2 separate regions of the Homo sapiens genome follow, and region 2 is linked to region 1. Evidence: chromatin contacts called from ENCODE Hi-C or POLR2A ChIA-PET data. All regions are on one chromosome and are shown on one strand. Each heading gives the region's core, a stretch centred on a gene start or an enhancer-like site at or near the end of the contact. The rest is flanking DNA. Distances are from core to core; before and after follow the strand shown. Region 1 has its middle 60 kb from the start of ZNF608. Region 2 has its middle 84 kb from the start of LINC02240.

Region 1 (4,305 bases), core at 666-3,165:
CTGTAACTTCGACCTCCTGAACTCAAGTAATCCTCCTACCTCAGCCTACTGAGTCGCTAGGACTACAGGTGTGGCCACTACGCCCAGCTAATTTTTTATTTTTTATTTTTATTTTTTGTAGAGGCATGATCTTTCTATGTTGCCCAGGTTGGTCTCAAGCGCCTGGTTTGAAGCGATCCTCCCACCTCAGCCTCCCAAAGTGGTGGGATTACAGGCATGAGCTACCATGCCCAAGCCCCATAAGCCCATAATTTCATGTATAAAAATGGATATTTCAGGCCTGGCGCCGTGGCTCACTCCAGTAATCTCAGCACTTTGGGAGGCCGAGGCAGGCAGATCACCTGAGGTCGGGAGTTCAAGACCAGCCTGATCAACATGGAGAAACCCCGTCTCTACTAAAAATACAAATTTAGCTGGGCATGGTGGCGCATGCCTGTAATCCCAGCTACCTGAGAGGCTGAGGCAGGAGAATCGCTTGAAACCAGGAGGCGGAGGTTGTGGTGAGCCAAGATTGTGCCATTGCACTCCAGCCTGGGCAACAAGAGCGAAACTCTGTATCAAAAAAAAAAAAGATATTTCAAGTGCTCTTCATTTTGACTAATAGATGTATCACTGGTAGTAAAGTATTTATTAAATGTCCTGTGAAACTTTCCTTGTCAGGAGGAAATATCTATTTTATAGATTCCCAAAGCCATAGATCTTAAATTAGGACATAGCTGTGTATTTCAATTTGTGTTGAGTCCAATCCTAGGGAAAGCTATGGGTTCAGTCTATAAGGCAGAAATAAGAATACAGACTTGTTCATAGGAATTCATTCCAAAATGTGAAATAAAGGAGTTTTAATCTACTGTTGAAACTGACACAAACATTTCTTACACATTTCTTTGTCATTAGTGAACTAATTGTACTTTAATCGAGTCAGCAGTGAGCAATAAGAATCCATTAGGAAATACAGTAATATAGTACAGATTTTTATTTCCTTCAAGAGCTCTCCTCAGAATTCATGGTCTCAGTGAGAACACTAGCAATCTGTGAATTATCTGGGCTCTCAAAATGCAGAAAAGAATCAAAGGAGATTTAGAAAGGAGCATTGGCCCATTTTACTGAGAATTCAGCCAGGCTGATCTGCTCAATGGTTAAAGAGTAACAGCAACTACATTAAACACCAGAATGGTCAGTGCAATTAATGCAATTAAAGTAATTAGTCCTGGCAGCTGTAAGGTCAAATAGAGGTAGCTTTGTAACAACAATCTGCCACTGCAAAATTACTGACATTTCCAACTAAATTATATTCTCTAAATTGTTGCCTTAATGCTAAATAAATAAAGTTATGCTAATGTTGGGACTGATTACAGATTGAAATTAGCACAATTGCTTGTTATACAGTCTGCTAGGGTTAACATTTTTTAAAAACATAATTAATGGCCTTTGCTTACTGTCTCTGGTTATAGATCCTGCAGCTCATTTGCATTCTTTTGCAATATGCTGACAGTGCTAAATGTCTAAGAAGAAAGATCTCATCTGCAGGCAGAAAATGCGTTTTTCACGTCATCAAGCTAAAACTTGTTATGGTTTCAGGGCAGTGTTAATAACAAAAATGGCCAGAAAAGGAATGGATAAGAATGAGGCTAGAATCCGTTTTTCTTTTCAGTCTTGTGATCCAGGCCTTTTCTGGAGTCAATGTGAAATGTAATTGCTCTTTTGACCTCTATCTTCTCTCTCCCCAGGTCTGAGGAAGAGCTACACTGGTTGATTATTGCAGGAATGAAAGGCACTCTGACCTTGTCGACCGAACGCCTTGCTGCTTTCAATGTTGCCCATTATACTGAAGGCAGGCAACTCCTGGAGAGAGGCGGAATCTACAGGAGAGCTGCTCCCCGGGCAACCTGCCAGAAAAGGCTTCATCAGCAGCAGTTCAGACATGACCAAACAGCTCAGGCAGTAAAGGAAACAGCTAGGGGGGAGAAAAACAGAGTATATCAAAATATTGTTAGCACACAGCCTAAAGAGCTCTCAGGCATCTATACTATAGAGGGCCTTTGCGAATACTGCCCAGCGTCATTCGCCTGAACTGAAGATCAACCTGGGAATATTTGCTGAGGAAGGAAGCCGTAACCAATATAAGTACAGTCACTGATTTCCTAAAATAGGCAGTTGCTCATTCAAAGGGATTTGTGATAATATTTCTATGTAAAGAGGAAAGTAGGGTGATTTTCAGCAGAAAGTAGGTCAGGATATTTGGTTACAATTGCAGCCGGGTGGGTGGTGGCTCAAGCCTGAAATCCCCACACATTGGGAGCCCCAGGTGGGAAGATCACTTGAAGCCAAGAGTTCAAGACCAGCCTGAGCAACAAAGCAAGACCCCTTCTCTACAAAAAAAATATAAAAATTAGCCAAGTGAGGTGGTGTGTACCTATAGTCCTAGCTACTTGGGAGGCTGAGGCAGGAGGATTGCTTGAGCCCAGGAGTTGCAGGCCGCAATGAATTATGATTGTACCACTGAACTCCAGCTGAGAGACAGAGCAGGACCCTGTCTCTAAAAAAAGAAAAAACTTAAATTTAAATTTAAAAGAAAACACAATTGTTCTAGATGATAAATCATTCACCAAAAATCTAGTTTGATTATTTTTAGAATTTATGGTTGATGTAAGGATTAGGGTACAATTCACAATGAGAACATGCTCTCCCTTCAATCTCTAGAGTTAAAAGAGTCTTTGTTTAAAATCAGCTGTGGTTCCTTCACATAACTGCTCATTCTGCTCAAATCAATTCTATTCAACAAAATTTTATCGAGCATTTATTATGTGTCTAATCATTCTGGGAAACATAAATGAGATGTGAAGTGTGCCTATGAGTTAACGAGACTGGCTGACCAAGCAGACACAGAAATGGTGCCATTTGCTTTCTCATTTTATTGTATTCATTGAGAGAGAACACCAGAAGCCTCTGCTATGAGTGAGGCATGGTATTAGGTTCTTCAGATTCAGATGTCATTTAACTGTTACATTAGTTTTTAGGTTCATATTATTAGCCCCACTTTAGAAAGAGTTTACTGTAGTAAAAAAGACCCTGAAATCCGGAATTAGCCAGTCTTGGGTTTGCAAGGGAGAAAAGATATAATAACTTTCCTCATCCATCATAAGGGACACTCCTATAACAAAAGAGATTAACGAGACAAAACCATAACAAACGTATTCAATCAAAGTTTTACGTAACATGGGAACTGTCAGAAAAGAAGACCCAAAGACCCGAGGAAAGCTGTTTATTTTTATGCTTAGATTTAATGAAGAATGGACAAGGCATATGGAAATGTGATTGGACCAAAGAGTATGATCTAATGGTAATAGACTGGGAATGGTAGGAGCCCAGCAAGGCTTGTCTGTTTAGATTCTTTTTGGCCTCTCTGTGTAACATTTCTTCCTCCCAGGTATGGGATAGGACCCTTATGGAATGGTAGTCTTCAAGGGAGAAGAGAGGGAGTGACCTTTCTAAGATTTTGGCTTGCTTTGAGGGAGAAGAATTCTGGTTTCTATGGCTCACTAAAAAGAAGTGAGGGACAGGGGAGCAGGAAAAGCTCAGAGAGACCTTGCTTCTGAGGCCTTTCAATCTCCTTTAGTTCAAAGTAGTCAGCATGCCAAAGCACCATACTTTGGAGTATCATGTTCTGAGCCCCAGCAGGTTCATACACAATTCTGTTACTACTCAAAATCTCTGCAATCTTGAAAAAATTCTCCATTTCTCTGGATTTTTATTAGTTTTGTTCCTGTAATGAAGGAGACAAGAAGAACTTAAGACCTTTTCCATCTCTATAGTTCTATGAGAAATATTGTTGTACAGTCACACGTATCAGATTTTCTGGGACATCCCAATTCCAAATGTTGTGGCCCATCATGCCTGTAAAAATATTTATGCTCATCAAATGCAGAATTCAGGAAGCATAATCACCCTCTCTAAAAATAAAAAGAACTATCAGAGTTAGGAAATGAATGATGAATAAAGGCTAGGGAGAATGGCATTACAAGATAATTTTCAAAAGAAGGGTGAAATCACGACCCTCATACAGATATAAAAATGAACATGTTAAAGATTTGATTCTAGCCATTAATCAAAGACGGAATGCAGAAGATATTATAACTGGTTCAAGAGAATGTGAAGAGACATATTTAAAGATCAGGAATATTGAAATTAGCATGCAAATGGAATAAAACCAGTTTTTCCACAGGTAGGGGGAGGAAGTCAATTGAACCTATATTAGACAGGGCAGAATGTGCATGTCTATCAGTTACCTGCAAGATACAGGGTTGT
Region 2 (4,305 bases), core at 962-3,461, 600 kb before region 1:
GCCTAGGAGCAACCCTGTAATTGTTCACTTCAATTACAACATTACTATTTTAAACCGAAACCCATTTTATCTGCATGCCAGCTTTTTATTTGTTTTACCAACTATATCTATTTCCATTACTGCAAGGCTGATGGTTTGTCTCAAGAGGAAATCAAATCCATTAATTCAGAAATTTCAAGCCCGACTAGCTCTGCCATAAGCAGCATTTCTTATGCTAATAGCAAATGTGCTGAGACTGAAAGGAACTGACATGGCCCTGTTTTTTATCATAACTTAAGCATTTATGTAAGAAGGCAAATCTAATAGTAGTAGGAAACTGTAAGTGTTATTATATATAATTCACTTTCCTGAGATCTGGACAGGGCTCTGGTTTGTGTAGCCATGGTTTAAATCAGGCTGCCACAAGACTTTAACTCACCTGACTTTCCCTATTCAGCCAACATATTGCTTCACAACAGATACATCTAGCATGAAACTAGATTTGTGTGTTTGTGTGGATTTGTTTGTTTTATTCTCTACTGTTTTTTCCCCCTGCAAGACGGACTTTTGTCAATGCAGGGGGAAAAAAAATCATTTTGTATTCAGGGGATGTCTGAAACTTACGCGTGTAACAGCACTAGCCTGAGACAAACCTGGCTCCTTCTGTTTCATTTTTAATACACTCTGTTTGGGTCCTATCACATGGTTTGTGTTCAATTAGATAGCTTGACTCGATAAAATCTGACTCTGACCCAGAAAAAAAGGAGAGAGAGAGACTGCTCCTGACTCCTGCTTAAGCTTTTGCAGGCACTGTGACCTGTTTATGTCAATGGTAAAGTTTAAGAGATTCCTATCACAGAACCACATCATCTTCTGGGATCTTAAAAATACAGAAAGCACTCGAGGACCCTGGCCCTCCTTTGTCACTGCAAAGCCCTTCAGTGCTGTAAATCAGTCCTCATTGGGAGCTCTTATACACCAGCCGTCACCGATAAGCTTTGGAGAAGTAGACAAGGCTTTTAGGAATTGCTGAACCATGAAGTTGACCTGCTTAGGGTTTTGTTGTAGGCTATTAAATCCGGGATGGCCGTTTTAAGATGATTCCGCTTTCTTTTTCCCTTGGCCTGGTTAAGCAACTCTACCCCCACCTCATTATTTGACTGATTAAAAAAAAAAATCAGAATGGAGCAACCTGCTGTTTAAGAATACTACCTTCACACATCAATTTAATGAGAGTGACTTATGCTGACGTAGTTTACGGGCTCAAGCAACTTGACGCTAATTTTGCAGCTAAGAAAAGATTTACTAACTGTACATACTGCTCTGCTTTTGTTGGCAAGGGTACCACGATTCTTTTCTCCAAAAACAAACTCTAAATCTTTTGTAAACATGCATTATTTGGTTAACACATTGTAAATGGATCCCAGTTGTGCAGCACAAGCACTGTTCACTATTATGTAAACAATTATTCACTGAAAGCCTTGCTTTAAATTGTAAATGAATATATTTCAGCTGTAACATTGCTTTCAGACCTGCCCAGTGGTATAAATCTGGTCATTTGTTTTTTGCACTCTGCCTATTACTAACCGGTTAGAAATGTGCTGATTATTTGCACAAGCCTTTCACACTGCGGGCACAGTTAAATTGCTGTTTTATTTTTCCTGTGTTTGATGAGTGTTAACAGGAGCGCCATTTGAGGAAACCCAAACCAAATACAGCTCTTTAATTGGGGTTGGAGTGTTTGGGAAAAGCCACCCGGTGAGTAATTCCACTGTTTAATGTTTGAAAGTTCATCCACCTCACTATAGGACTTATGACAAGATTAATTAAAGGGAGTTAACAAAAATGCAGGGCTTTGCTCAGCCAACCAGAATAGCTTGAAATACGGCGCACTCACTTGCAGGGATGTAGATTATTTGGTGCAAGGTCTAATTCCCAACTCTCTCCTTTAAACTCCTGTCATTGCCAAATAGCTCCATTTTAAATTCAGTATCTCTTCAAGAAAGCACAATCTGGAGAAAAAAATATGACAGAGGTATCTCATTGGGCCCCTGTGACTTCCTTTGCTCACAGGGTACGCCCAGTGGCTGATGAAAGTTTCAGCTGACTCAGAAAGCCTTGTCTTTTTATTTCCCCCTAAACAGTCAATGATTCATTTTTAATGTTTCCCCACCTCTTGTGGTTTAATTGGGTTTCAGTAGTGTGCTGATCTGCAGAGCTTGGAAGACAGAAATAATGACCTTGGATGATCTCATTGGTGTGCACCAGAACAAGTGTAGTTTTATTGAGCTCTGTTGCTAGAACTGCAAAACTGTATGTTCATTAACTTAGACAGTGCTGACCTTAGATCAAGCCTAGGATAATGGGAAAAGCCCCAGATTCCAGCCCTGGATTTGCTCCTGACTTTGCACACTCATTTTACCTCTGTGAGTCTTGCCTGTGGCATAGCCGGGTTGGATGGCACCATCCTTATTGTTCCTTCTGAAACTGAAATTCTCAGATACCTGCAGTGCATAATTCTACCTGCTCTTTCACATCTATAAATAAATAAAAGAGGAAGACTCAGTGATCAAAAGATATGGTGTTTAATAGCTAAAAGGACGAGGCTTTTTATTTCCACATTGAACATTAGAAAGGGGATCTGCAGTTTTTTTTGTTACTGAAAATTCTGTAGAATTCAGGTAGAATAGGTATGCTTCCTTCTGTGGCTATTCTTTGCAACTTAAATGACTATACTATCCTTAAGTAAACCACACAAGAAATACTTTGTAGATCTACAATGGTTTGTAATTATATTATTTATAATTTGTTTAATATACTTTCCCTTATAGTGAACAGGACTCATGCTACCTTTTTCTTCCTAATAATCTACTTATTCAGATAGTCTATTTTGCATATTACATTCAATTTAGGTTGAAAGAATGAAAGTAATGTGCACATCAATAAATGGCTGTGAAAATTAAGATAGAAGACTTTTTTGTCTTCTCTGAAACTTTCTCTTTTCTAGATACTGATGCAAGTTATCACTAATGACAAATTGGAATCATAAGCCTTGAGTACAAAAAGTCCATTTAAGGACAATTATGAGCTTTGTCATAATGGAAAATACAGGCATTGATTTCTTTTCCTCTGCTAAACACAGTTTTCTAAAGAAGAAACAGTCAGTCTCCTGTAGCATTTCTCTTACCTATATATATGTGTTCGATAGGCAGTTCCACAGAACAAATGGAAATATTTTTTAATTACATATGTTTTAGTTAGAAACACACTTGGAATTTTTTTAAATTGTAGTTTGTAATAGTCCTGAGTCCTGGTAGTTGGTTTATTTTAAAATGTAGATGTTACACCAAATTGAAATATTAGCAGTGCTTTATTTTACCTGCTTCCCTATCTGCCCTGCCTTTCATCCAGTGCTTCCAAGAGAAATACACATTTCACACTGCTCACAGTTCTAACATTTTCTTTGCCTATTTCTGACTTCTGACCTTGTCCAGACAGATAACCATGCTATGATGACTTTACCTTTCCACTCTCTACTTTATAACACCATGTCTAGGAATGCCCCAGTTAAAAGAAGGAGCCACTGATTCAGGCCAAATGTGTGGAATATTGATAAAGTCCATTCAGAATTGAAAAGTGTGCAGGGTTGCTCACAATGACCTTCTTAGAAACACATTAAGGATGTACAAGTGTTTCTGGTCTTTATTATGGTCTTGGCTATTTATATTATACAAGGACAGACTTCGTCTGACTGGTTTTTGCTATCAAACTTTCACGTTTATTTCAATAAATGGTCACTTAAATACCTGAAAGAGTTCAAGTAAGTTTTTACATCAGTATGTGGAACGAGTGCAAAGCATTCAAATAGTCTACTATGCCCAAGTCGAGACTTTTCTGCTGTTGTCAATGAGTCCATATAATCTAGCTGAAAAATATTCTGAGCATTTTCCTGAGCAGACAGAATTCCTGTCCTGGACTTATATCTTAGAGAATGTGCAGGTAATCTAAAGAATCTTTAAAATAAAGGCCAAGCAGCCTTGGTTGATATGTTCCTCTTCAGTTACTTAAATTCTAAGTTCTTTGGCAGTAAGGAATTTATCTTATTCATCTTTCCAATCTGACTACCTAGCGCAATGCCTCACATTTAGCAAATGTCCAATAAATGTTTGTTGACCTAAATAATTATGGCATCCTGAATATTCATTCTTTACTCCATGGTAGTAGAGAGATGAGTCATGTAATCAATGTGTACAACTTACATGTATAGGAAAATAGTCATTCCTACTTACAGAATGTCCAGTTTGTGAATTCACCTAAGGCTAGACA

Evidence for each region. Hi-C counts contacts between places; a loop is a spot of excess contacts on that map. ChIA-PET counts read pairs that join two places held with the same protein, here RNA polymerase II (POLR2A). Pooled maps may share reads with other maps.
Region 2: a map of endothelial cell of umbilical vein shows a loop between it and region 1 (12-fold over the local background). The contact joins two enhancer-like sites. A Hi-C loop is called at or near these places in 1 of 168 maps with a recorded cell type or tissue (endothelial cell of umbilical vein), 5 of 37 single-sample maps with no recorded cell type and 4 of 50 pooled maps. POLR2A ChIA-PET finds 5 or more read pairs at or near these places in 2 of 52 experiments (A549 and MCF 10A).

What each region holds. Positions count from the first base shown.
Region 1 is chr5:124,804,186-124,808,490 of GRCh38, reverse strand. No RefSeq gene overlaps it. Among named protein-coding and RNA genes, the nearest start is that of ZNF608, 60 kb to the right of the region's middle. Within about 2 kb of position 1,915, at least 8 of the 41 ENCODE cell types and tissues checked have a DNase peak (open chromatin) inside an H3K27ac peak, as active enhancers do.
Region 2 is chr5:125,406,702-125,411,006 of GRCh38, reverse strand. No RefSeq gene overlaps it. Among named protein-coding and RNA genes, the nearest start is that of LINC02240, 84 kb to the left of the region's middle. Within about 2 kb of position 2,211, at least 8 of the 41 ENCODE cell types and tissues checked have a DNase peak (open chromatin) inside an H3K27ac peak, as active enhancers do.